Regions from separate parts of the Homo sapiens genome. Here region 1 is linked to region 2. The links are chromatin loops, found by intact Hi-C in ENCODE. Cell type or tissue: prostate gland. All regions are shown on one strand.

The links. Peaks named below come from ENCODE experiments on the same cell type or tissue, not always from the same donor. Only the 100,000 strongest peaks of a DNase experiment are listed, where the experiment ranks them.
Region 1: a loop joins it to region 2, with 3.0 times the contacts of the local background. A loop is called at or near these places in 4 of 110 quality-filtered maps.

Annotation. Positions count from the first base shown.
Region 1 is chr20:2,850,907-2,853,406 of GRCh38, forward strand. All of the region lies in intron 1 of VPS16 (VPS16 core subunit of CORVET and HOPS complexes), which reads left to right. Among named protein-coding and RNA genes, the nearest start is that of VPS16, 11 kb to the left of the region's middle. In prostate gland, a CTCF peak has its summit at 1,384 (motif pointing left); a DNase peak (open chromatin) is centred at 1,355.
Region 2 is chr20:2,523,555-2,526,054 of GRCh38, forward strand. It overlaps a transcript of ZNF343 not described here. Among named protein-coding and RNA genes, the nearest start is that of TMC2, 12 kb to the right of the region's middle. RefSeq lists a silencer at 1,091-1,260. In prostate gland, a CTCF peak has its summit at 990 (motif pointing right); DNase peaks (open chromatin) are centred at 1,017, 1,529 and 2,217; H3K4me3 peaks cover 1,470 bases; H3K27ac peaks cover 1,370 bases.

The DNA.
Region 1 (2,500 bases), 330 kb after region 2:
TGGCTACAGTGAGCCAATCACACCACTGCACTGTAGCTGGGCGATAGAGTAAGACTGTCAAAAAAAAAAAAAAAAAAGAAAAAGAATATGAGATATAAGAAAATTTTATGATAGCCTGGGGCCAAGGAAGAGTACCCAAGGAATGACAAACTTGGAAGAGGGAGCCTGTCTTCAGGCTAGGGTTCAGACCTCGTTGGAAAAATACAGTTGCAGCCCACTGGATGGCAGAGAAGTTGGTTTGCCCAGGTTGGAGCTGGTCTATAATATCAGACAAGCAAGAAGCAACCCTCTGAGGCCACAAGGGATGTAAAGACGTAGGCAAGCTGCAACTCTCAGCCTGGGGTGTTAGGTGGACGGTGTGAATGGGAGTGCTGGTGCAGGCAGGAGGCCTGCAACACACAGTGTCAATATGGCAAGGTAGGCCGGGCATGGTGGCTCACGCCTGTAATCCTAACACTTTGGGAGGCCGAGGTGGGCAGATCACCTGAGGTTGGGGGTTCGAGATCAGCCTGACCAACGTGGAGAAACCCCGTCTCTACTAACGATACCAGTTTGAGACCAGCCTGGCCAACATGGTGAAACCCCATCTCTACTAAAACTACAAAATTAGCTGGGCATGGTGGTGCGTGCCTGTAATCCCAGCTACTTGGGAGGCTGAGGCAGGAGAATTGCTGGAACCTGGGAGGCAGAGGTTGCAGTGAGCCGGTATTGCTCCATTGCACTCCAGCCTGGGCAACAAGAGCAAAACTCCGTCTCAAAAAAAAAAAACAAAAAACACACAGGCTGGGCGAGGTGGCTCACACCTGTAATCCCAACACTTTGGGAAGCCGAGGCAGGCAGATCACAAGGTCAGGAGATCGAGACCATCCTGGCTAACACGGTGAAACCCCGTCTCTACTAAAAATACAAAAAAAATTAGCTGGGCGTGATGGCAGGCTCCTGTAGTCTCAGCTACTCAGGAGGCTGAGGTAGGAGGATGGCGTGAAGTCGGGAGGCGGAGCTTGCAGGAGCCGAGATCGTGCCACTGTACTCCAGCCTGGGCGACAGAGCGAGACGCTGTCTCAAAAAACCTGTGGCTGGGCATACAGGTGTGCAGAGGACATTGGTGGAAACACTAGTGCACAGGCAGGATGCAGCCAGTGGCCAGGCATCTTGGTATAGAGAGGAAGTGGGGACCTGGTGTGGGCAGGAAGCCTGGAGTGCAGCGTCTGTCCAGACAGCTTGAGAAGGTGATCCGGAAAGTGCTGCGATGTTGCTGAGGGACCATGCTTTGCGGATGTGTGGCTGGGGCGGAGCAGTACTAGATATTCTCACACCCTGACTGCTGGCTGACCACCAACCCTGGAAGCACAGGAGGGCCCCTTCCTAGTGCAGTGTCCTTCCAGCGCCCTCTGCTGAGAAAGCTTAACATGCTCACTATAAAGGAGAAATGTTTAAAGGAATGCTGACCATTACCACAGAACATGGGTTAAAGGGTGAATTTGGAGCTGAGAGGCAATGCGTTGATAACTGGCATGCTAGATTTGTATGAATATCTATTTTCCTATCAGATGTTTTTTCACCCAATGATTTTAGTTATAGAATGTCAAAAGAAATGCATATGGGTTGTAAATTCAAATAATGCCAAAGTATATACAGACATGCTTTGGAGATATTATGGGTTCAGTTCCAGACTACAACAATATAATGAATATTGCAAAACACGTCACATGAATTTTTTTGGTTTCCCAGTCCATATAAAAGTTTTATGTTTACAGTATACTGTAGTATATTAGGTGTGCAATAGCATTATGTCTAAACAAAAGTACGTAACTTAAAAATACTTTATTGCTAAAATATGCTAGTGATTATCAGAGTCTTAAGCAACGTGTAGTATTTGTGCTGGTGGAGGGTCTTGCCTCAGTGATGATGACTACTAATTAATCTGAGTTGTGGTTGCTGAAGGTTAGGGTGGCTATCATAATTTCTTAAAACAACAATGAAGTTGCCACAACAGTGGGCTCTTCCTTTCATGAAAGATTTCTCAGTAGCATGCAATGCTGTCTGATAGCATTTTATCCAAAATAGAACTTTCAAAATTGGAGTTAATCCTTTCAAACCACGCCGCTGCTTTATTAACTAAGTATATGTAATACTCCGAATCCTTTGTTGTCATTTCAACAGTGTTCACAATAGTAGATGCCATCTCAAGAAACCACTTTCAGCCGGGCATGGTGGCTCACACTTGTAGTCCCAGCACTTTAGGAGGCCAAGGTGGGCAGAGCACTTGAGGCCAGGAGTTCAAAACCAGCCTGGCCAACATGGTGAAACCGTGTCTCTACTAAAAATACAAAAATTAGCTGGGTGTGGTGCTGGGTGCCTGTAATCCCAGCTACAGGAAGCCTAGGCAGGAGAATTGCTTGAACCTGGGAAGCAGACGTTGCAGTGAGCCGAGATCGTGCCACTGCACTCCAGCCTGGGTGACAGAGCAAGACTCTGTCTCAAAACAAACAAACAACAA
Region 2 (2,500 bases):
AGTGAGAAATGGGAAAACAACTTCCCTGCCTTACTGCCATCCTACTGTTTGAGGAGCCAGAAGTTGACTTGAAGTTGCAAGGTCACCTTTTCCAGCTAAACCCCACTCCATAGCTATGTGTACTTTTTTTTTTTTTTTTTTTTTGAGACGGAATCTCGCACTCTGGCCTGGGCTAGGATGCAATGGTGCGATCTTGGCTCACTGCAACCTCTGCGTCCTGGATTCACGTGATTCTCCTGCCTCAGCCTCCCCAGTAGCTGGGATTACAGGGGCCCACCACCACGCCTGGCTAAGAATTCTTTCTTTCTTACACACGATCCAAGAATCCTCTCTTGGAGTCTGGATGGGACACCTTTCTGGTAACAGTTGCAGTGAGCTGAGATCGTGCCACTGCACTCCAGCCTGGGTGACAGAGACCCCGTCTCAAAAAAAAAAAAAAAAAAATCGAAGTGTGATTCTGAGCCTCTTTGAAAATACTGCTTAGGATAGCTGGTGTGGCCCACTCCCATAATCCCATCACTTTGGGAGGCCTAGGCAGGAGGATCCCTTGAGCCCAGGAGTTCAAGACCAGACTGGGCAACATAGTAAGACCCTGTCTCTCTACAAAATAAAATTAGCTGGGCATGGTAGCACACACCTGTGCTCCTAGCTACTTGGGAGGCTTAGGATCTGCTTGAGCTGGGGAGGTCGAGGCTGCAGTGAGGCATGATCATACCACTGCACTCCAGCCTGGGGGACAAAGGGAGACCCTGCCTCAGAGAGAGACAGATAAATTATACTGCTTAAATTCATCTCAAGTCGCTCTAACTCACAACAAATGCTTACCCTGGCAGAGAACGTGTGATTTTGAGGTTGCTTTCACACATACCTGCTAGTGTCCACTAGGTCTCCACTTCTTACCGTGAGGCTGGGTTTCGCGTTCTGGTTCCAGGCTGTCCCCCCACTGCCTGCCCCTGCCCCGAATCGCAGGTTTTGCCGCAATGGCAAGTCCCAACTTGGCCAACAGGGGGCGCCCGCCCGAACCGCCAGGACCGAGACTCGCGAGCTTCCGGGCCCAGTTCCTCAGATTCAGCGCGGGGGAGAGCTGCGGGCCCCGCCGGGGGAGCCCAGGGGGCCTTCGCAGAGGATCTGGAGGCCTTTCAGAAAGGAAGCCAGGTGCAGGGACGACCCGAAGCCCGGACCCCAGCCCCGGCGCTGCAACAGGCCCGCCCTCCCTGCCTTGGCCCTTCCCTCTTACTATTTTTATTTTGAGCGAGAGTCTCGCTGTGTCACCCAGGCTGGTCTCGAACTCCCCCTCCCAAAGTGCTGGGATCACAGGCGTGAGCCACCGCGCCCGCTGGCTCCCGATCTTCCGCGGGGCCCAGACGCCAAGGTCCCGGCTCTCCATTCGAAAGCGGAGTCCCCCTCTCCGGAGTCGAATGGAATCCCCGCTTCCCGGCTTCCCGCTCCTGAGGCTTAGTCCCCGCCTCTCCCCGAGGGGCTCAGCCCCGCTGTTTCCTCCAGAGGCGGATCCCGCAGTTTTCCCCCCAGAAAAGGAATTCAGCATTTTTTATCCTAGGTCTAACCCGGCCTTCCGCTCCAAGACTAAGTGATGGTCTACGCCGCCGGCGGCCGAATCCCCACCCGCCCTACCAGAGGCTAAGCCCCCACCTCGCGCTTAAGGGAACGAGTCCCGATCTGTCGCCGTAGTGCCGCCCCAGGCTGCCGGCCGCCGAGTCCCCGTTCCCTCCGCACCCGCCACCCCGCGTAGGCTGACTCCCCGCTTGCCGCCCCAAACCGAAGTCCCAATTTTTAGCTTCAGTGGCCTCAGAGACCTGACTTTTCCAAGCTTCCATAGGAAGGTGAGGATGGAGAGCATCTGGCATCCGGAGCCCCTGTCCCTCGGCACAGCCCCGAGGCCTCCGGGGGGTCGGGGGAAAGGGTTCGGGGACCGCAGGGGCGATGAAGCCCCAAACCCTGAGCCATTCTCCGTGCTTCTGGCCTTAGAGGGACTTGCGCACACATGGCTGAGAATATTAACCAGAAAGGTGTTACTGATACCAGAAAGGGGTCCCGATCCAGACCCCAAGAGAGAGTTCTTGGACCTTGGGCAAAAATTCCAGGCGATTCCATAGAGTAAAGTGAAAGCAAGTTTATTAAGAAAGCAAAGGAATAAAGAAGGGCTACTCCATAGGCAGAGCACCAGCGTGGGCTGCTCAACTGATTGTAGTTACTTCCTGACTATATGCCAAACAAGGGGTGGATTATTCAGGAGTTTTCCAGGAAAGGGGTGGGCAGTTCCTGGAACTGAAGGTTCTTCCCCCTCTTTTAGACCATATAGGGTAACTTCTGGACATTACCATGGCATTTGTAAACTGTCATGGTGCAAAAAAAAAAAAAAAAAAAAAAAAAAAAAAAGACACTTTTATCATGCTAAAATATTATAATTAGCATATAATGAGCAGTGAGGACGATCAGAGGTCACTTTCCTGGCCATCTTGGTTGTGGTGGTTTTGGGCAG